3 separate regions of the Mus musculus genome follow, and all the other regions are linked to region 3. A link is a loop called in an ENCODE intact Hi-C map of the cell type or tissue named here. Cell type or tissue: left cerebral cortex. All regions are shown on one strand.

Region 1 (8,000 bases), 180 kb before region 3:
AAGAAGTTTGCAAGCTTGGTGAATCAAGCCACACACATTCCCACCCCACTACAAAAGCTCAGACCGTGCAAGGTGCCTTCTCCACTACTCTCTCCTATACTGAGCTGCAGGGTTTACCTGTGCCACTCTCTCAGACCAATAAAGTCTGCTCTCACCATTTTGGAGTCAAACAGGCTATTCATTTTCCTATGATGATTCAGTTCTCATTTCTTGCACCATCCCTCTGCACTGCAGATCATCTCTTTGTGGAGTGTGTGTGTACACACATGTGCATGTGCCACACGTGTGTGTGCACATGTGTGTTTCCTCACCCTAACAACCTTTTCTTTATGTGCTGATTCTATTTGATGCTTTGTTGCTGTCTAAAATTTCCCTGCCTTTTAATTTTTTTAACTGGCAGAGAAAATGGACCCACTCAAGACCCCTAGATGGTAATACCAATTTTTTTTTATAAATTCTAAACATTTTCCTAAGCTCTGCCCCTAAATCAAGACATTAGAATATCTCCTTCTGGAGTTTGAAGTGCACTGTATCTCCTTAGACCTAATTTTAGAAACAGGATCATCATTAACATTAAATTTTTCATAGATATTTAGTTTTGAAGAGGAGTCATCCATAAGTTGATGAATTCCTTCATTATTAAATGTCAAACTATTTGAGGCTTGTAACTTAGATTCCGATATTTGATGCTATGAAAAAACTGAGCAATTTTTGCTGAATCCTGAAGCTAGAAATTGTTAGCAAGAAGTAAACCTTTGGTTGAAAAACAGTTGAGGGGTTTTTTTTGCATTTATTATTGTCATATGAATTTATACATTCTTAATAATTAAGATAGTATTAGTTTAGTAAACGGAGTGAAACTCTATTTCTGAATAAGGGTTCTCCCAAGTCCTGTACCTGTAAGTGAAGAGTGTGTGTAAGGGTCCTCTTACACTGAAGCATTGTCCAAAGCCATCCTGCCTCTAGCCACACTTTCCCCCTTGTCGATGAACCAAACTTTGACTAATTGATAGTGGTGCTGCTGATTTACTTAGGTCACAATTGGTTCTAGCAACAATGAGCACTGTAACCTGCATCAATGTCCTACACAGTAGGCTCCAAAGTGCAATTTTAAGACTTGGCATCAATCTTTGGTCGATGTGTTATCACTGGGAAATAAGCAAACAAAGTTTTGCATGAAGAAAACATGCCATTTCACTTCAAAATGGTGCGGGGCTTCCCACAGAGAAGATCTCTCAGACACAGTCTATGAGTCTATGAGCTGATTGGAAGCCTTTATTCCAGCCAGCTGCTACTATACCTGGGTATTTGGGAGCCAAGTGCAGGCCTGAACCTTTCTCAGGACCCATACATATTTAAGAAGGAAAAAACACATATTAGCTGGATGGTGCACAAGGTTCCCTTCCCACAGCTGCAGACTAAGCAGATAGTCACAAAAGCCAAAATGTGCAATTAGCAAAAACAGCGAGGTCAGGCCAACCATTGCAAAGAACCTGCATCCTTGAGTTGCATTTCTTCCCGGAATTGTTTTTCTCAGGTCCCCACTTCTGGGTACTGGCACTTTACTCACTCAGATAAAGTTCATCCCAGGTACCAACACAATGTTACCATGGTCAGCTTACATCCCTTGTCACAAAATATGTTAGCAAGGATTTTACTGAAGATATCGGAGATATGGTGAGGGGAAAGGTGGTCCTGGTTTTCTGGAGCAATTCCAGTTCTAGCCCTAAGCATCTCAAACACTGGTGGCCAGTTATCTAGAAAGTTATATATCTTGAAAACGGGGTCCCCATACCAGCAATACTAGCAACCCTCAAGAACCTGTCACAAAACCAAGTCTTCATGCCAGTGCCCTTGCAACTCATGAAACAGAAGGTCAGAAATAGAACCAATGTTTAATAAGCAGTTAAAGGGCTGGGAAGATGGTTTGATAGGTAAAATGCTTCCTGTACAAGCATGAAGACTTGAGTTCAGATACCAACAGCTACAAACAAAAACAAAAACCACCACTAACAACAACAAAACCCAAAAGACCAAAAAGGCAAGCATGGTGGTGCATGCTTGTAACGCTAGCAGGAGGATCTTGAAGCTTCATTAGCCATCCATCCAGTTCAGAGAAATTGGTAAAGTCTAGATCAGTGGTTTCCAACCTGTGGGTCATGACCACATGCAGGGTTAAATGACCCTTTCATGGGGGCCGCATATAATATATACTTCATATCAGATATTTACATTATGATTCATCATAGTAGCAAATTTAAAGTCTTGAAGAAGCAACAAAAATAATCTCATGGTTGGGGCTCACCATCAGATGAGGAAGTCGCTGCAGGAGGACTTCCCTTCTCGAAGAGCAGTGTTTTCCACGTGCGAATGCTCACTGAGGTTGAGTTGGCATATTAAAGGGTTCCAGCACTAGGAACGTTGAGAACTATTGCTCTATAGCATCATCAGTGCCTGTTTCAAAAACTTGAGGTGCAGACCAGTATAGAAAGACATCAACGTCTGGCCTCCGCAAGCAGGCACACGCTCATACATGCACACTTGCACGCAAATGACACATGCACAAGGCTACAACACTCCACACACAAGTTATGACTGTCATAGATTCTATCTGAACCCTGCGCGTGTGAATTTCCACGGAGGTTCTTGCTTTTTGTGTAGCTTTGTGGAGGGATGTATCTTTTCTGGTTCTTTGCTGGTTTTCTCCTACCACCACCAGAAGAAGAAGAAGAAGGAGAAGGAGAAGCAGGAGAAGCAGGAGAAGCAGAAGCAGAAGAAGAAGCAGAAGCAGAAGAAGCAGAAGAAGCAGAAGAAGCAGAAGAAGAAGCAGAAGAAGAAGCAGAAGAAGAAGCAGAAGAAGAAGAAGAAGAAGAAGAAGAAGAAGAAGAAGAAGAAGAAGAAGAAGAAGAAGAAGAAGAAGAAGAAGAAGAAGCAGAAGCAGAAGAAGAAGAAGCAGAAGCAGAAGCAGAAGCAGAAGAAGAAGAAGAAGAAGAAGAAGAAGAAGAAGAAGAAGAAGCAGCAGCAGCAGCAGAAGCAGAAGCAGAAGCAGAAGCAGCAGAAGCAGAAGCAGCAGAAGAAGCAGCAGAAGAAGCAGCAGAAGAAGAAGCAGAAGAAGAAGAAGAAGAAGCAGAAGAAGCAGAAGCAGAAGAAGCAGAAGCAGAAGCAGAAGCAGAAGCAGAAGAAGACAAAAAGGAAAAAGGAAAAAGCTGGGCGTGGTGGTGTACGCCTTTAATCCCAGCACTTGGGAGGCAGAGGCAGGCGGATTTCTGAGTTCGAGGCCAGCCTGGTCTACAAAGTGAGTTGCAGGACAGCCAGGGCTACACAGAGAAACCCTGTCACACACACACACACAAAGGAAAAAGAGAAAAAGAAAAAACAAGTATAGTGTCAATGCACTTATTTCACCAAGAAATGAGACAATTGACTTCAAATATAGATTATTATTTTTCTCCATTTATATCCATAATCAGATTTTTTCTCTCTCAGACGATCACTATATAAAGTGAAAGTACATTTTCATGTTCTCACACCCTATAATGAGGAACATTCATGAAACAGAAATTGCATGAGTTGTTTACTTATTTATTTATTGCACTTAATCCATGCAAAGTGTGGGTGTATCATGAGCTGGATATTAAATGAGTCTGACCGCCGTAGTGCTAAAGCATCAGAGCCATTTAAACACCAAAATGAGGAATGAGACGTGACGATTTTAATTCCTTAAAGACTTCCGTTTTAATAGACATGCTGGTACAGTCTAGCTTGAAAAATCTCATAGTTAGAACTGAGTTTTGCCATTCAAATGTGAATCTGAAAAGCTAGGTCCAGCCAAATTGATGGAGGACCAGAGTGGAGGACGGGAGGCTGACTTGCCCCTTTGGTTTTAGAAGCAGAGGAAAGATGTAAGCATCTTTAAATCTAGAGATTTGGTACTGGGTGTAAGTTAAAGGATTGGAACACATTTTAAATATTATTATTATTTTAGCTATTTTCATGCATTAATTTAGTATAAGCAGAGATAACGTGAGTTTCCATTAATAAATTGAAGTTCAGAACCTAGTACAGATTTCATTCCACAGGCAGAGCCTACCCTTGAGAGAATTCCCGGATTTTGTGTCCTGTCCTGTCCTTTCTTTCTTGTTTTGTTTTATATTCTTTACCTGAATAATATGGCTGTCTATATTAAATAACTTACACCTGTTTAATGTCATAAAATAAAACACTCTACTGTTATTGTCCACAAATGGCACTTTCTATAATTATCAAGTTTATCGATGATTAATTCAAGCCAAAATTTGAGAAAGGTCTAAGCCGTTGGAAGGGTGTAATGACGCTTTTTCCCACTAGAGGGCGATGGCAACTTCTGTGAAATCAGGACCGCTTTATTACCTTGCCAGTTGTGTTTTAGTCCTGCATACTGATAGGCGATCAGATAGTTGCCTAATGAGGCTGCCAGTCAGGATGGCTGTGTTTAGCTTTTAAAGCTCATAATGATCAATAGGTATAATTCCTCACTATCCTTTTCTGTTTTCTATGATATGTTTTCTAACAATCATATAGTCAGGCCAGAAATTTTGGAAGCAGGAGAGAGACTGGAGCATCTGGCAGAGAAAAGTAGGCATGGATATGATTGTCTGGCTGTCCCTGGAAATAAATAGAAAACACTGGACGCTTTCCTGGATCCATCAATCACATGAAGTAAAATCCTTCTCTCTGGGGGGAGGTGAGTTTCCATCCCAGGACTCAGCAGAGGTCCTAAAGGACACAGAGAGAAGGGGCAACAGTCTGCCCTTTTTAGTTAGAGTGCCAAGAAGGCTTTAGGCCAGGATGCCCCACTAATCCAACGGCTGTGCTTTGGCTGGAAGCATGAAATACTGGGGCTGTCTCAGGTGCCGAAGCAAGTCAAACCATCCTAACAGGAAAGAAAGGAAAGCAAGCCTGCTTCCCTCAGACAGGTGAGAGTGATGACCATCGAAGGGAGCCATGATGCAAGTCCACATCCTCTCCTACCATGAGTACAGCACCCGGGTTGAGTCATGCAGTAATGCCAAAGGATGAGGCTCGGAGGCTCCCTCGGGTTTGGAGGACATGTAACCCTGACAAGAGGCAAACACTTTTGGCACCCCTGTAAAAAAGGAAAGGCAGATCTCCACTTTTAAGATCCCACTTATGCACTTTGATTACGTAACCTAAGGTTATAGACCATAGGGAACATATATAAGTGTGTATATTTTCTAGTCCAGATATTGACAAGGGAGCAGGAGATGATTGCACAGGTTTATGCTGCTTCAAGCAGGGTGCATGTTAACTTCGGGTTCCCAGGTTAACACGTGACGCTGCTCACTTTTTATCTCACACACACCAGTGCATTCGCAGTGGTATCTCGTTTAGCCTTAATTTGCTCTCTCTGGAGACGGTTGAAAAGAGGACGTTTTGACATGGTTATGGGTCATTTGAATACACACTCTTTCTAAAGAGGGCTTTTTCAATTCAGCTGCCTTTTTTTTTTTTTTTTCCTTAAACAGAAGACAATTTTGATGGCAATTATAAGAGTTCTGAAAAGGCATGCAAATGTTTGGATGGCGACTGGACAACGTCGCAGCTGTGCGGAGGACCGATGTCCTAACAGGATCAGAGGTTGTCGGCTTCTGGGCCAGAGAGGGTTCCCAGAATCAGGAGCCAAGTTCTGGCATCAATGAAGATGACTCTGACGTCTGTCTTTCTGGTTCTTTTATACTCCTACATGCCTAGTTTTCATGTATGCATTTGAAAACATCACCCAAAAAGGTTTGGGGGGTTTGCTTGTTTCTTTCTTTTTATATTTTAAAGATTTATTTGATTTATACGTGTACATTATAGCTGTCTTCCGACACGCCAAAGGAGGGTATCAGATCCCATTACACATGGTTGTGAGCCGCCATGTGGTTGCTGGGGATTGAACTCAGGACCTCTGGGAGAGCAGTCAGTACCCTTAAACATTGAGCCATCTCTCCAGCCCCCACAAAGTTTTTGTTTGTTTGTTTGTTTTTGTTTTGTTTTTTTAAGGATTTCACTAAATATTGAAAAAGAATAATTCTCACATCGTTGTTCAAGAATGAAAGCTAGACATTTTGAATTTCAAACATGATAGTTATTACAGGTTTTATGTAGTCATCTAAAATGCTCTAAACGATCCCAAATTAGCAGGACATTATAAAATAATAATTTTATTAAAATGCAATAACATTTTAGCCCACTTTCAGCCTCTGAGTTTTAAAAGTCCAGCTGCTGTCTGTCTTCTACTTTCTGACTTCCCCAGTTCTCACCATCTTCACAATGCAAGCCTTGGCTGCTGCACCTTTGGAATATTTTCTTTCTCACTGTTTTTGCGTGCTTTTAAAAACATTCACGAAGACTTCATAAGTCAGAACCTTGTATTTCAATGGTTAATATAAATCTTTAAAATTGAAATACCTTCCATTGAGGGGATATCAGAAGAACATTATATATAACTGAAGTTACTCTGGACTTTTATCTCCATTGTCTAATACTGAAAAATCAAGCCATGCTAATGCATACACTCGGACGGGTTTAGAGAGTTTATGATGGTTATAATGGAGAAGAAATAATCAAAGATTGGTAAGAATAGCATCACTTTTTTTTGAAAAATGGCAAGTTTTTCCTTATATTAATATAAGAATCAATTAAGTACATAATAAACTATTTGGAATTCAATTCCAAGTATGTCCTAGCCTGGGGGACTAAGTTCAGGGACAGATTTTTACTTTGTAGGTATAAGGTCCTTGATGTAATTGCCTACATTGAAAAAAAAATGTGTGTTGTGAGCCGGTACAAATCTCGAACACTGCTGTTGATTTGTGACCAGATGGAGACAAAGGCCAAGAATGCATTGGTTTACTTCTCTGTGGATGTGATAAACACCATAACCAAAGGGAGTCTGAGAAGGAAATCGTGCTCTTGGCTTCTACATCCCAATCACAGTCAGTCACCGAGGAAATTTAGGGCCGGAACTGAGGCAGGGAACACGGACAGAGGACCATTTACTAGCCTGCTCCCCAAGGCTTTCTAGCCTCCTTTTTATATAACCAAGAACCACCTATCCAGGCTTGGCACTGACCACAGTGGACTGGGCTGGCTCATAGCAATCGTTAAATAAGAAAACACCTCACAGATTTTTCTTACTGGTCAGACTGGTGGAGATAACTCCTCAATTGATACTCTCTCTTCTAAAATGAATCCAGCTTGAGTAAAGTTGAAACAACAACAACAACAACAACAACAACAACAACAACAAAATCCACCTAACCAGCAATCTGAATAGGGCTTTCAATCCCTATAAATAGCAAACTGTCAGGGTAACTTTATGTCCCTGGCATCTAAGTCCAAAAAGTGAATCTATATTACATGTATATCCTATTTCTCTACTATTTCACAGTTGAAGTGATTCATCTAAACTATTTAATAAGGTTATCCATATACGATTACTTAGAAATGAAAGAAATCCTTGTTGCATACATAGTTTGAGGAAAATTTCAAAAGCATTGTGATAAACAAAACTTCATCTAAAAATAAAAGTTTGATTTCATTCTATGCCCAGAAAACACTAAGTATGCTTACCTGATGATTCAGGAGGTCAGTGGACCACCTTCCTTCCTGTCAATATTAATGTTCAACCTTCTGTCTTTACCCTCCCTTTTTGGTGTGTTGAAAATCTAATGTTTTGTGGTTATCTAAGACGGACTTGTGAGGATAGAGAGATGGTACAGAGAGTGAGGTGTTTACAATCCATGAGGATCATCACACAAATCGCTAACACACAAAGCCCACGTACGGCAGTGTATGTTTTAGAGGGAAGAGATGGGGAGATCCTGGGGTTCCATGGCCTACCATCCTAGCTGAAACAGAGATCCCTAGATTCAGTAAGAGACTTTGTCTCAAAAACAAGGTGAGGAGTGATAGAGGAAGAATTCTTAAAACGCCGACTTCCGCTGCCCTCCCGC
Region 2 (8,000 bases), 400 kb after region 3:
ATCCAGTATGTGCGTATGCTGGTATATTTTCATTATGTGTTAGAGCCAATGTTTCCAAAGAGAACATAAACAAAGCAAGGTCAGATAATATTGCACACGAGCGCACGAGCTCCCGACACAATGCTGCCTGCAGAGTTAGCCAGGTCCATTGGCACAAGCAGGGGAAGATGGTATCTTCACACTGGGGCTTGTTCAGTTTACACTCAAATCATGAGACATCCAACTTCCTAACAACCTTGCACTTAAACCTGCAGGTTTAAACCTGCACTTATACCTGGGTCAGTTCTTTCAGTCATCTCTCACAGAATGTTTGACAATGACAGTGATGTGCGGAATTAAAGTCCATTGTTATTTACAATAATTATGTCTTATATGACTATATGCATGTTGCTTAATTAAGCACGAGATGCTTCATTTAGGAAGTACATGTGAAAATCAAAACTAAAAGATAAATCTAGAGCAGGCTCTCTTGACATTTGTTTTGAATAAGGAGTTATCAAAATACTCTGTTGAAAAAGGCAGAGGAAGGGCTAGAAGATAGAGCGCTTGAGTGATACAAGTGTTCAATTACCAATATCACAGAAAAGAGATGGGATGAATCCATGGTTCAGGAGGTAAAAAGTACCTGAATTTAATATTAAGCCACATCACATGAATTTGATCCCCAGAAACCACATGGTAGAAGGAAAGAACTATGAAGTGGAAATGTCTGGGTTTGTTGGAGATTCGATTGAGTCACATGATGTTTTCCTGGAAACTGTCTCATGAGAGGATGTTTTGCGGAAGCACACACACGAGAGGAGGTTTTGATGGTAACAGACGTGTGTTTTTCTGGAAGACGCTTTGCTAGAGCAGACGCTGGAGCGAGCACGTGCTGTCTGGACAGAGTATAAGAATAACCCAGCAGACAGTGGAACGACATTGGTTCACCTTGCTGGTCTTCATTGGGATTTTCTGATGTTAGACTTCACTGATGATGCTAGTGAGCTGGTTCACCTCCTTTCCTCGCTGATCTTTGCTTGTTGTGACTTCATAGAGAGAAACTCACCAAAGAACTTGTGCCAATTAGTGGATCCTCTTGGTTTCTCCTGGATCAAGCCACTGCTGCTGATTCCCGGTTGATGTTTTGCTAGTAGACTGGACTACAGACAACAAAGATTGGGATCGCCACAAGGAATTTCTTCTAAACAGATCCACATCTCCTTGTCCTTTGGTCAGTGGGCTATATGGGCAGTTAAAGCATTCAAGAACTCTTATTAAAGTAGGTTTTTAAAAATGTAAGCCTACAGAACCAACTCCCAAAAGTTGTTCTTTGACCTCTACACGTGTGCACACATGTGAACACACACTTAATTTTTTTCAAGAAGATGATGAGTTCTGTGGAAGAATGAGGAGGGAAATATTTCAGCGATTCTTGGGGATTCACACTGAAGTATTGAGCTGAGTTTTGACTAGTTTAGCACTTCTCGACAAAATTATTTTGTTGTCTAACATTTAATCTTGTCTTTCAAACATACTTTGGGGAATGCAGATTGTGAAACTCATAATTCCATTCTCCCTACCTTAAAAGTCATATCAAGCATTAAACAAGCAGGTTACCACCATATGGTTTGGGGGTTAATTAAAACATCTAAAACTCCTAAAATTTTTTGTGTCTACAGTTATCCTTTGGTATCTGTTGTGCATCTGTGTATCTCTTGCTAAACCTTCAGCGTCTAGGGAGCCAACTATAAAAGCTACCTATCCTGAAGTTCTTAACTGAGAGTCATGTCATCTTGGCTGGCAACCCTCCATCACCTCATATGTTTCTCGAATGCTGTTGATTTTCTCTGGCTCAGGAATGGTAATACTTAAAATGCTCGACCTGAGAATGCATCTATCAACACCCAAGGATGCTGTGGATTACACAGCTATACTGCTTGCACATGGTGGGGCAGGGGGGAGCAACCAAAAAAAAATCTATTTGATAAAGAACAAAACCTGGCCATACTTAAAATGTTAAAAATCTGATTTGCAGCTGTCTCTATCACTCTGGAAAAAAAAAACAAAAAACAGAGAAAGACAGTGAAAGCATAGAGCTGGAATAGGGTTCTGGATGCCATAGCAACGGCATATTCCGTGGTGGCATTATGTACCACCTGGCATGCTCCTAACTAAAGTGTAATATTTTGTCTCAGGATTCACCAAAATGGGACAAAGCATAGACATTACATAGACAGCAATCACATTAAAGCAACCTAGCAGTTGGAGCTTGAAGCATTCATCATTTTAATTTCCCTAATAATGCCTTTTGTGCGGCCAGGTGTTAGCGCCATATCAAGATTTATGAGTAAAGCCAAACTCAGAAGTATTTGAAAAGAAAAAGAAAAATGTGTGTTATAAACTTGCTAAGAAGACCTCGCTGAAATGTATTTCAGTAAGAAGTTCTAGCTAAACCTTCAGTTTATGTAATCAACAGAAGGAATGAAACAGAGGAACCTCAAATGAAGACTGGCTATGACCTTGTGTGTCATATTCTCCTACCTCCAAACACAGGGCTCTTGTGACAGAGATACACAGCATTTCACAGCATTGGTACAGAACCGTTCATAAATTAAAGGTCTCAATAATTTTCTTTATCTTTGGATCAAAATTAGCCCTTTTATGATTTAGACAATTTAGGAAATTGTAGGCTCAAATTCAACCCCCAAAATATTGAGATGTATTCAGTAAGCATCCATTCGCTGAGAGCGTATTGTATATAGAATACTACAGATGTCATGAGCCATATATACCTTGTCAATCAACAAAACATCTGCAGCATTCTCCTTTAAGAATACATGGAGTTCGCACTGCTTGCTTATTTTGAAATTAAGCATGGACATGCGCTTTGCTTGGAACAAGAGAATGTGAGCAAGAGGGAAATGTGTCACTGTCTGGCAGACATCATAGGAGACATCGTTTGACAAATTGCCTCTCTACTGCTTCTGTGATCAGATAAGCACGCATGGAAATGGTCCTCAGTCCATCAAATCTCCAAGCCCTGCTAGCCTGTGTTGGACCTGAAATCCAAAAGGGAAAATTCTGGTATGTGCCAGGGAGTTGGGTTGTTGATTACCATAGCATAATTTTGCCTCTCTTGTCTGATTAAAAAAAATTATAATCACCTTAATCACAAAGTCCATGCCACAATAAATGCTATTCTACCTTTGCTTCAGCATAATTTCACTGTCAAATGTCTTTAATTTCACTTAATAAGGGAGATAATTGTGTGTCAGAAAGGTAAAAACAACTTGTCCAAGAGGGAGCAAATGGAAAATGACTGAGCCTCAAGTCAAACCAAGTTCTGAATCAATGCTTTTCCACCAACCATATAGCCTACTCTTGAGAAATATTATAGTCACATTAAATTTTTAAAATATATGAAACAAAATTGTGATGAAGCAACTGCATCGTTTCTACCAACAAAACTCAGTTTAAAAAACTCTTTCCATAAATACAAGTATAAAAATTAATTTCTTGGTTATTTGGGAACTTCTGGTCTCCTATGAACTCTTGGATTGGTTTTTCTAGATCTGTGTAATTTGCCATGAGAACCTTAATGAGCAGTTCCTGGAATCTGTAGAATAAATTTGGTAGTATATTCATTTTTCACAATATTAATTTTGTCAATCCAGGAGCACAGAAAGTCCTGTGTCTTTCTTTTTTGTTGTGTTTTTGTTTTTGTTTTTGTTTTACAAGGCAGGGTTTCGCTATGTAGCCCTGGCTGTCCTGGAACTCATTCTGTAGACCAAGCTGGCCTCGAACTCAGAAATCCACCTGCCTCTGCCTCCCGAGTGCTGGGATTAAAGGCATGTGCCACCACGCCCAGCGTCCTGTGTCTTTCTTAATGTCATTTTACAACATCTTGGAGCTGCATTGCAGAAGTTTTTTCACTTCTTTAGGTTGATTTATTCACTGCTACTTTGTATGCTTATTACAGCTATTATTAATGACTTATGTTTTCCGAATTTCTTTCTCTTGAGAGCTGATTGTTGGTGTGTATATTGATTTTATATCCTGAAACTTCACAGTAATTAGTTATTAGATGTGAGGGTTTTCTAAGCAGGAAGAACACAGCTGTGAATGTGACAGTATCTGACCTTAAGTTATACTACAAAGCTAATAATGACAAAGACAGCATGATACTGACATAAAAATAGATGGGTCAGTATATAGAATAACCCAGAAGTAAACTGACAAGCCTGGGCCCACCAACATTTTGATAAAGATGGCAAAGGCATGCAGTGAGATGGATGGTGCTGGTAAAACGGAAAACTGAGCATCTACCTACAGAAGAATCGGATTAGATCCATATCATTCCCCCTGAAAAAAATCAACTCAAAGAAGATCAAAGACCTTAATTTAAAACCTGAAATGTTGAAACTTTGAGAGGGAGTACTCCTCAAGATGGTGTGTGGGAAGCCACATATGCCATTACAAGGTGGCGCTGGCTACCGCTGGCCACCACCCATAAGTCTGGGTAAACAACCAATGTGTACACATGCAGTAAAGTTTTTCACCAAGTCACTGCCTGGCCCGGGCATGATAATGAGGCTCTGCAAGGTACTGAGAGAGAATAACCAATCAGATGAGAGACATGCAAATAAGGTATGATAATGAGGCTCAGTGAGGTACTGAGAGAGAATAACCAATCAGATGAGGAACATGCAAATGAGGTAGAATGCATAACCAATCCTGGTGTGAGACACGCCTCTCCTAGGCCTATATAAGCAGCACCAGTTCTGGGCTCGAGGGGTCTTCTTGCCTACGCAGTAAATGCTCTCCCAATAAACGTGTTGCAGAAGGATCCTGTTGTGGTGTCTGCTTTGCTGGCGAGTCAGGGCGCTCACAATGGTGGGCTAGGAAAACACTCTGAAAAGAACCCAGAAGCCTCCATGCTGTGAGATGCTCATTCCTTGCCCACAGGCCCAGCTCCAGAACCACGGTTTTGAAGACATCATTTCCTGGTCCAACTAAACGGCTCATTCACCAGCTTGACCCAGCCCAGCTCTAATCATGCAGCTCCTGCACTGACCCAACCTAGGGAAGGACAGATTCTCATACCAGACACACAGCTGATGAACAAAGTGCACATTCCCAGGTCAAGTTCCCAGGCTAAGCAAATACAGCATTAGTGAGGAAGCCAGCATGTCTTCCATCAAAGTGTCTACTAATGAGAACTACCAAGATGAATCCCAGGATGCAAAATTAAAACAAAAATTGATTTAAAAAAAAAAAGATTATCAAAGAATTCAAGGAATTTAGGAGGACATGAACAAACAGTTTATTTAATTCCAAGATCATAACCAGAAATGTATTTGTGATATTTAAAAAGCATAAATATTGGGCTGGAGAGATGGATCAACGGTTAAGAGCATTGACAGCTCTTCCAGAGGTCCTGAGTTCAATTCCCAGCAACCATCTGTAATGGAATCTGATGCCATCTTCTGGTGTGTCCGAAGTGTGCTCATATATATAAAATAAATGGATAATTCTTTTTTAAAAAAAAAGAAAGGGAGGGAGGGAGGAGAGAGAGAGAGAGAGAGAGAGAGAGAGAGAGAGAGAGAGAGAGAGAGAGAGAGAAAGAGAGAGAGAGAGAGAAAGAGAGAGAGAGAGAGAGAGAGAGAGAACAGACAAATACCCAGCCATAAGAAATGAGCATTCAGGAAATGTGGAACACCGCCCAAAAATATCAAATCTTTATAATCTCAGAGGCTACACTCATATAAAGTCTCACCAACATGACTGTCTAAAAACAGAGAAGAGAACAAGACACGCCAGAGTGAACAGAGGGAAAAAAAAAGAGGTCTCATCTCTACGCAAGGATGGGGTAACCAGGGATGCTGGGGTGGGAGACATGGTGCATTCCCCAGGGAAGTGCACATCAGTGGGGTGACCACTTGTGTTCATTGATGAAAACGTACATCCAAGATTGGTGCCTAGCCCAATCGCTATCAGAGAGGGTTCCTCCTGCAGCTGGTGGGAGTAGATGCAAAGACCCACAGCTAAACATTAGGCAGAGCTCGGAGAACCCTCTCGATGAAGGGGAAGGGTTGTAGGAGTCGAAGGGGTCAAGGACACTGGGAGAACATGGCCTGCAGAGTTAACTAAGCAGGGCTCATAGGAGCTCACAGAGACTGAAGCAGCAATCACGGAGCCTACATGGGTCCACACTAAGTCTTCTGCATATCTATTATGGTTGTTAGCCTTGGTGTTTTTGCAGAACTCCTGACAATAGTAGTGAGGGTGTCTCTGACTCTTTCATCTGCTCTTGGGACCCTTTTCCTCCTACTGGGTTGCCTCACCCAGCCCTGATAGGATGGCTTGTGTCTTATTGTAACTCGTTACTTTGTATTCAGTTGATATCCCTGGGAGGCCTGCTCTTTCCTGAAGGGAAATGGAAAAATGGATTTGGGGGGGGGTGTGCAGGAGAGGCTGGGAAGAGTGGAGAGAAGGATGTATTGTATAAGAGAAGAATAATTTTTTAAATAAAAAAATAGATACAAGTAACATTATACAGATTGAGTAGGCCAAACTTAGGAATATATGTATATAATATATCATATGTACATATGCATGTAACTACAATAATGAAAAATAGGCCAATATTTGAAGGAAAGCAGGGAGGAATATATGAGAGAGTTTGGGTGGAGGAGAAGTGGGGGGAATGATGTAATTATAGTATTGTCTCAAAAGTAAAAAAAGAAAAAAGAAAAAAATCAAAACTTTAAATTAAGGACATAGAAGAGGGAAAAGAATCCCAGGACAATGGCAACAAAGGTGATAGATGAAAACTTCCCCCAAATTAAAGAAACACCAAATTAAAGAGGTACAAGAGGAACAGAGAATCCCAACCCGACAAGACCAGAAAAACGTCTCCCCAAGACATAGTATAGCTAAAACACTAAATATAAGGAACAAAGAAAAAACATTGAAAGCTGAGAAAGAAAAATAATATGAGTCACAGTACACAAGACAGACTGCCAGGATTTTCTTTTGACCTACACATGCACTATGGTGCACACATGTGCTGTGGTGCACACACACCCGTACTCACACCCTCACACAAAGAAGTTCTTTGTTCAAAGTCTGTCTTCACCTCAATCCAACATGTGTGCAAGAAGCAGATGTATTTTGACTTGAGGGACAAGCAAGAAAGTGTCTGTCATTTTCACTCTGAACCTGTGACCTTCAACTCTGAATGTGATCTACACACTCCGGGTCACCCTAGTTCTCAGGAGTTTTTAACCTCCACAATGAAGGTTGTTCTTATCTGTCGCCGTACCCTCCCTTTCAGTGATATTTTGAAGATATTTTTGTTTGAAGATATTCATGCTTTGGGTTTTTGTTTTTTACTTTACTGGACTTTTGTTTATATATGCTATTTTTTTTAATTTTGTGTTTGTGTGTGTGTATGTGTGTGTGTGTGTGTGCATGTGCATCTGTCTGCCTGCATGTATATGTGTTTCTTGTGCTTTTTTCCATTTATTTTATTTTATCCTTTTTATTTGTTTGTTTTATTTGCCTGTTTGTTTTCTAGAGAGGAAAAGGTGTGGAGTTGGATGGGTAGAGAGGTGGGGTGGACCCGGGATTTGATGAGGGAAGGAAAACTAATCAGAATGTATTGTATGAAAAAAAAAAAAAACCTATAGAACCAAGGACTGTTCCTATTTAGCTTGAAATCCACTCCAGGACACATGACGGGGTACTACTGGCAGCTAGTGTCAAAAGGAAAATTCTCCCACGTCCAGTGTCATTGTCATCAATCGAAGAAGCAGACTATACTCGCAGAACCTGGAAGATCTTCCTACGAGAGTGGGTCTCCTCTGCCCTCTGGTGGCAGAAATCTGCATCACACATACTGTCAACGCAGTAGCAGGAAAAGGCTATTTTGAGACAGTGTCAGTGACAAATCATGGAGCAGAGTGATGTCCCTAGGGTGCTGTCATTTGAGGAAAGATACTGGGATGTATAGCTCT
Region 3 (8,000 bases):
TAAAGGGAAGTACAGTTTTGAGATATTATTTTCTTAATCAGCTTGCTTTGTATCCTGCTTAAGTTCAAGGTCATATTGCACTGTGTAATTCATAAGATAATGTCCAAAAGAGTTATGTCAAAGGGTGTTAGTCTACAAGTAACTGGAACATGTGAAAATATGTTTTATCATCGCCTTTAAATACTTTAAAAAAGACAACTATATCAAATTAATAATTATATTTATAAAATAAATAAATAAATAAATATTTTTAAAAAACAAACTGTTTTGGGTCCGAGGTTTGACTTTTGAATGTTCTAGTTTGCTTTACATTGTTGTGATGAAATACTGACTACGCCAGCTTGGGGGAGGAAAGTATTTACTTAGTTCACGTGTGCTCGTCACAGTCCATGATGAGGGAAAGTCAGTGCAGGAAGCCTGATGCAGGAGCTAAGGCAGAAGCCGTGAAGACACAATGCTTACTCACATGCTCACCTTGCTTTCTTACACAACACAGACCCACCTGCCCAACTGTGGCACTGTGCACAGTGGGCTGTGTCCGCCCATGTCAATCATTAAACAAGAAATCATCTGCCCAGGTTTGCCTAGTGGACATCCATAGGATGGAATCTTTTCTCAGTTAAGGTTCCCTCTTCCCAGAGGACTCTAGTATGTGTCAAACTGACAAAAATCTAACCAGCCAGCACAACGAAATCGATACTAAAATTGTGAGGCACTGTTATGACAGACCTGACCAAGTAGGATTGGGGGCAAAGGGGGAGGATTGTTGAAGAGTTTGGAACTTTGGGCTGGAAAAGCCATTGGGTACTCAGAGCTGAATGGACTGTTGTTACAGGGAAGCCTGGAAATAAGGCTGTTTTTTTTTTTTTTTTTTTTTAAGAAAAGCAGGCAATGGAGACTTGCCTGGTCCATGATGCTTCCATGGAAAGCAGAGACTATTAGCTCTGTTCCTATGATATTCTGAACTGAGAATCTGTGATTTCTGGTCAGTTGCAGTTAAATAATTGCTCTGACTAATGAAATATCTTCACCAGTGGAGTGAACTTGATGCTTTCCTGGGGCAATTGATGCTGATTATGTGGAGCTGAAAGATCAGCCGTGATTAATAGGAGACCTACATTAATGAGGCAAATTCTTCTGGCAAGTGTTTCCACACAGAAGCTGTGGTCTAGAAATTACCAAGGCTATACTGATACATAGTGGCAACTGAATTTTTTAATGAGTAAGAGTCTCCCAGAAGATACTGGCCATGGCTTCTGCTTCAGTTCCTGCCTTGACTTGTCTCCACGATGGACTATCACCTGTGAGTTAAAACAAACTCTTTCCTCCCCAAGTTGCTATAAGTCATTGTGTTTATCATAGTAATAAAACACAAACTAGGATAGAGGGTAATGGAAATATTTTTTAAACTATATCGTCAAAATAGTTGCATAGCTTTATAATTCACCAAAACCATAACTGGGTGCAGGCCAATTTTATGGCATGCATGTTATACTTCAAAAGATTTCGTGAATGAAGGTCAAGAAACAGGCATTAGAACAGATAGAATAAAACTGTCAATATGCTCACAGCCATGATGGATGGGCAAAGCAACTCATTATTCTCTCTCTCTCTCTCTCTCTCTTCTCTCTCTCTTCTCTCTCTCTTCTCTCTCTCTGTCTGTCTGTGTCTCTCTCTGTCTCTTTCTCTCTCTCTGTCTCTTTCTCTCTCTCTCTGTCTCTCTCTTTCTCTCTGTCTCTCTCTTTCACACACACACACACACACACACACACACACACACACACACACACACACACGGATAGGACCATGATCTTTGTATCAGTCAGAATAACAGAGATAGTTATAGAAATCTAGACACTAGCACTTATTTGTTTGCTTATATGTGATATTAAGGCTATTCAAGTAATTTATTTCTTCTCACATTATTACTGTCCTTACAATGAAACGTCAGCACTTCCTTATTCCTGCCTCATTGGTCATCTTCTCTTCTTATTCCTCAGTGCTCCATTCACAGGCTGTTCTTTAGTGTGATGCCAAATCGCCTTCTTGTGGACTAAGTTGGGATCAGGAAAGAATGAAAATGTTCAATGAAAGTGTTAAAGTGTCTCATAATGTTAAATGTTGCTACTCTGATGATTCCCATGGACCCAAATGAAGGAGCAAGGATCCATAAAGACAGAGGTAGACAACTGGCCCAAATCAAGAGATGAGTTAATGAGCAATTTCTGTTTCCAAACATTCTATTCAAGTGTAGCATATACTTGTATGTACTACACATGAGTATAGATAGAGATATATACATATATACATATATATATACACATATATGTATATATTGTATACAGCATATATTGACATGCTGACAAGATAAAAATGTTTTCTGACACAGGGACTCATACATCCCAGGTTGACCTCCTACTCTCTGTGTATTTGAGGCTGACATTGAACCCCTGAGTCTCCTGCCGCCTCCTCCTCCTCCTCCTACGTGCTGGGATTACTGGCTTGTGTCATTATGTACAGTATACAAGCATACTAATTTTGAAAATGATTCTTTCAATATTGACTGGATTCAGCCCAGTTTACATTGAGGAAGACTTGGCTCTGTGTGTTCTTCTCTGCTCTCTTAGTGGCTGCCACACTTCCATGTTGTGTTTGTAGTTTAATATTCATTTACTTTAAGTGTTTGGTCAACAATTGCCTTGCAGGAGTGTTATGTTGTTTCACGCATGACTTTATGTTTTTACAAATAGTTGACTTTATAGTTTTATAAAATAATTTTTTCAATTGCTTTTCTGAACACCAGATAGCTTGTAATTTCTCCATTCTATATTCAGGCTGGGTGTATTGTCATTCTGTATCCCAATTCGAAAGACAAAGAAAAGACTGTTTATGAAATGTATGGCTTCCCGCCTTGTGAGTTATACAGAATTAAAGTTTATAGATATTCTGCTCAATAATTATAATTTCTAGTAATTATTCCTTAGCTCATATATTTACAGACTGTTTTTGCCAGTAGTGTTTTATTAGCAATTTCCCCCATGCATCTGACCAGATAGTTTCATCACTAAGTAGCTTTTCAAATTGTCCTTTATCTCTTTGCTTTTTTCTGTTGTTGTTTTGTTTTGTTTTTAAAAATGTGTGTGTGTTTGTACTTCTGAGCCATCTGGGAATAGAATAAACACACAGGGTAGAGGTTAGAGATGAACAGGCAATGGGCACATTGGATTTCACTGTTACGAGGCATTTCTCAAGTTGAATGCCACATTATTGCCCTGACTCTATATAACATTGCCTGTAAAGCACTTCTTTGCATTTTGTGGTCTGCAGTGAGACTTCCATATCTTCCTTCACTTATACTGGCAAATATATTTAGATGTCTATTCAAAGACTTGGAGCTCGTTCTGCCTGCCTGTACAGCGTCGCCACTTAAGTAGCTGCACAGGGTTACATATTTGAACTTCCAGGTATGGGACCAACACGGTAAATCTGATGTGGCATCCATGACCACGGTTTTGTTGCTTTTCTGGACTCAGAATATTTGATATAAATATTATTTCCTCTATTAAGATTTGGGATTGTACTTGTTATGAAAGTTCATTGAATTTGAGTAGCCTGTCTGTCTCGTCTTTTTTATCGTTTGAAGTTGGCTTTAGAAGGGAGAGGGTAGAAATGGCTTCAATTTTCCATTTTTATCTGAAAGTCTCCAGATTGCTTCTTAAATGAGTCATGGAAGAAAAAGATAGTTGCTTGGGAACAATTTAATTACACACTATATATAAACTAGTAACTGGATTTTCTTTGAAGTTAAGTTAAACAATATAATTAATTGAAAGTAAAACATACCAATTTCTGTTTAGTTCTGATAGCTTAAGCCTTTTTGGGCAGGATAAGGAATATTTAGCTTCATAAACAGTCTTCTTCACAATTTAGCTGTCTTGATTCATCTTTTCTCAGTCCTGTCTTTTATTGAATCTTGACTTTTATCCTATGTTTCATAGAATGAGGGAACTCTGCACTTTTTCAGTACTTCAACGTTTCATCCAGGGGTCAAAACACAAAGGGAGGAACTGGCGAGATACATCCATGTATAGGCAGGGTTGAGCATGACGACCTGAGCTCAAATCTCCAGCACCCAAGGAAAAAAGCAGGGCATGGCTGTCCAGGACTGTAACCCCAACATTTGACGATAGTGAAAGGTGGCTTCCAAGAGCACACTGGAGCATCCAGCCTAACTGAAATGGGATGCTTTCAATTCAGGAAAACAACCTGCCTCAAGGGACTACAGCAAAAAGCAGCAAAGAGAGATGACCACAGTATTAATTTTACTCTATACATTCCTGCTAAATGCCCACATACACCCCCACATGCATGTCTACACACACACACACACACACACACACACACATAGACACACAAAACCCACCCCACACATGGAAAGAGTAAAATTAAGTATGTGGGGGAGATGTAGAGGGATAAAAGGGGCTCACTGGAACAAACTGAAGCTGGTACTCCCCAGATAAATAAGACAACTTCAGTCAGCTCTCCTGATCACTGGAAGATAAAGAACTATGCATATGACTGCCAGATTTCTAGTAAGTGCAAAAAGTAGACGTGAATCCTGCCAGTTACAAAATGTCACTGAAATATTTTTAAAGAGTGTAAAACTTAAAATGTCTGTGAACCAAATACATTTGGCCTGGCAGACACTTGAGCCCTCCTCTTTGACGGTCAGTGTTCTTTCTGCCAGGATTTTGGTAATTCTGTACATACTTAAATATATTTATCCATACTCTAATCCTTTGTGTGTGCCAGCATACCCAATGCTTCAAGTCCTATCTTGTGTTTTGCAGATGTGGTCTATCCAGCTGTCCGTAACATTTGTAATATAACTAACTTCTGCCTTGAAGTAGTCAAACATCTTGAATCGTATTCACTCCGGAGTTTTTTCTGGGGTTCTCCTTGTACTAGTTACTTTTTTTAAATTAAATTAATTTCTTTCTTGTGTTTGGTTGTTTTGCCTGCATGTCCATCTGGTCTGTGCATCATGTGCATGCTAACACCTATAGAGGCCAGAAGAGAACAGAAGATCCCCTGTAGATGGGGTTGTAGACTGCATATTGAAAATGGAATAAGTTCTCTATAAGAACAATCAATGTTCTTAGTTCATTCTGTCACTATTGTGACAAAACATCCTTAAAAGCCACTTAAAGAGGAAATACTGGCTTAGGCTCTTGCTTTAAGGCATTGGACATTCATTCCACTGTGGTTGAAAGAAAATGTGGTGCGAGATTGAGGCCACTGGTCACATACTGTTAGTGTTAGTGTCAGAAAGATGAATATAATGCAGATGCAAAGAACACTTTCTTCTTCTTTTTTTTTTTTTTTTTTTTTTTGAATCCTATCTGGGATCCCAACACATGGGATAAGAGCGTTCACAATCCAGGCAGATCATTCCTCCCCAGTTGAGCCTCTTTAGAAACGTCAGCACAAGTATGTTCATAAGTGTGTCTACCAGATTATTTCAGATCTAATCAAGGGGAAAGAACATTAACTATAGCTGCGCTCTTTGGTTATTTCATGGGTGCTTTCAGTGTTCCTAGGGTCATGTGCTAACACAGTAAAATATTTCAGATGAAATTTCATCCTTCATCACTCTGGTTGTAAAGAAAAGCTTAGTGATATTTATCAGATAATGACTTATTTTACACATAATCCAACTAGTTTCCTTGATAGGTTTCACACACACACACACACACACACACACACACACATACACATCATCATCATCATCATCAGATGGGCATAACAAATTCTTCTCATTAATTTTTGGACTGTTTAAACTACTTGCTTCAAAAAAAAACCCAAATAAACACGTGATTGTAGAATTCAAAACACATCCCCCCACTGTCTAACCTGTAATGTTTATTCTGTATGTTAAGATACATGTTATTTTCCACATTGTTTATATATAGAGATTTTATTGATATGAGAAAAGTTTATATTTTTTCAATAATGATACTTATATGGTTAACTTTGTGAATAACATTAAAATGGTCCATGATACTGAGAGGATACAGCAAGGATGGAAATTTAGAAACCTACTTAAAGAATAATACTTCAAGTTGTGTATTATGCAAATGTTTGAACATTTCATTGTGACAGTCTGGTCCATTTTCCAGCTGTTTTCCTAATTACTAACATTTTAAGCAGAAAATGTGGGGTAAAATGAGTGGCATTGTGTTTTCCATTGAAAGTTTACAAGTACAAAATGAAAACGTTTTTTTAAAAATTCACCGGAAAAACGGCTAGATGAACAGGGGATGGGACTGTGCCTTCACGGCTGTGAGTTATGGAAGGGAAAGAAGACACCAGGAGCCCTTTTCTGGCTACAGCAGCACTGTCAGAGGGACCCTGCTCTCAGGAGAGCACCTGTAGTTAGCATCCATAGATTGATTACTCTCAGCTTCTCTCTGCTTCACCTTCTTTTCCAATGCATCATCTTTACATTGAGCTATAGTACATGAGCAAATTTAAAAGTATAGACCTGACATTTTTACTCTGAATTTTCACTTATTGTATGTGACCTGAAGACAAAATAATTATATTAAATTAATGTTCTATGACCCAAAACCTGTTTATTTTAAGTTAATTTTAGGTGGTACATAGAAGACTTTAAAAAAAAAAGTATGGACACAAAACTGATTAGAAACATTTTTTGGGCATAAGAGAAAATGTTTAAATTGGTGTTTAAAGTAAAACTTACAATAGTGTGTGATCACAGTGTACAATAAGTGAATTGAATGAGCCCAGTGTTACAATAAACAGACAGGTAAACTGAGAAAATGATTTGAAAAAGATCTGAATTACTCTTGAAGCAGCACACATTGTTTGAAACCAGATTTTTATTAGCTACAGATGCTCACCACAAATGACAAATCAAAATTTATTTAAAAGCATATAAAAGACACAGCAGGAAAGGAGACAAAATGTCAATACATAAAATCCTCAGGTTAAAATCAGCACAGAAATAGGTAGGGGGTTTACAAAGCTAGACAAAGAACACATAAATCCAATAATGTCCACAAGACTTCAGATTGCTGTTAAATGACATCTTAAGGGCACCATTGAGAAAAGCAATTCACGTGTGTTTGTTTACCGCCTCAATGATATATTGTGTACAATGAGTCCCCCTTTGTTTTTATCTTAATGTAAATGTGATGTTTGTGCACTTTATGCATTTTATTATCTTTTGATACCTGTGACCAATGTCCAATGACAAAAATCAATGTGAGTAGCATTTCCCCTTTCTCAGATAATTCTACTAACGCATTTCTCTAGTCACTATGAAGTGTTGCTCAGGGCTACCCTACTGTGCTCTACAAAATCAAACCTAATTCCCTCATCAGTTTAATACTTCCAATCCAGTCTCGCCCTGTAGCACCTGGCTGCTTTCTGAGGCTCTAGTTGATTCTACTCTATGTATACCTGATCTATGTATACCACAAAATAATAAGAACACCCAGTCTTTGCATTTGTCTCCCAGATATTCCTCTTGACTCACCCCCTAATTCCATCCATATTGCTAATCTTAAGATCTGGTTTCTTTATGACTGAATATACAGCATCAGGTATATAGACCATATTTTTAAAATAAAACTCATTTTAATTCAAAGGCAGAGATGTAAGACATTCAAAGGGATGAAAGAAAGTATATTATGCTAAAATAAATAAAAAAATTACTGGAGAACTATATTGATTTTAGACCCACCAGACCTCAGACAAAAGAAAACTACCAGAAGGTAAGGGGGCAGTGCATTATAACAATGGAGTCCATTTGCAAGAAGGACAGAATTCATAGCATGTACACAAAACATGGATAGGAACACCAGAAGAAACAGTTTTATAGCATAATTTAAGATATAGGCAAGTTATATAAGTTAAAAGCAATTTTTTGCTGAAAATAGCCACGTTTTCCTCATTCTAAGCCTATTGGTTAACTT

The links. A loop is a pair of places that touch in the nucleus more often than their neighbours do. Peaks named below come from ENCODE experiments on the same cell type or tissue, not always from the same donor. Only the 100,000 strongest peaks of a DNase experiment are listed, where the experiment ranks them.
Region 1: a loop joins it to region 3, with 2.7 times the contacts of the local background. A loop is called at or near these places in 2 of 42 quality-filtered maps.
Region 2: a loop joins it to region 3, with 3 times the contacts of the local background. A loop is called at or near these places in 5 of 42 quality-filtered maps.

The regions. Positions count from the first base shown.
Region 1 is chr15:90,211,485-90,219,484 of GRCm38, reverse strand. No RefSeq gene overlaps it. Among named protein-coding and RNA genes, the nearest start is that of Alg10b, 8.8 kb to the left of the region's middle. In left cerebral cortex, a CTCF peak has its summit at 4,336 (motif pointing right); a DNase peak (open chromatin) is centred at 4,365.
Region 2 is chr15:89,623,625-89,631,624 of GRCm38, reverse strand. No RefSeq gene overlaps it. Among named protein-coding and RNA genes, the nearest start is that of Rabl2, 36 kb to the right of the region's middle. In left cerebral cortex, a CTCF peak has its summit at 7,877 (motif pointing left); DNase peaks (open chromatin) are centred at 1,809, 2,218, 4,446 and 7,861; H3K27ac peaks cover 706 bases.
Region 3 is chr15:90,027,671-90,035,670 of GRCm38, reverse strand. No RefSeq gene overlaps it. Among named protein-coding and RNA genes, the nearest start is that of Gm36330, 13 kb to the left of the region's middle. In left cerebral cortex, no CTCF peak of the experiment used is centred here; DNase peaks (open chromatin) are centred at 3,540 and 4,761; H3K27ac peaks cover 531 bases.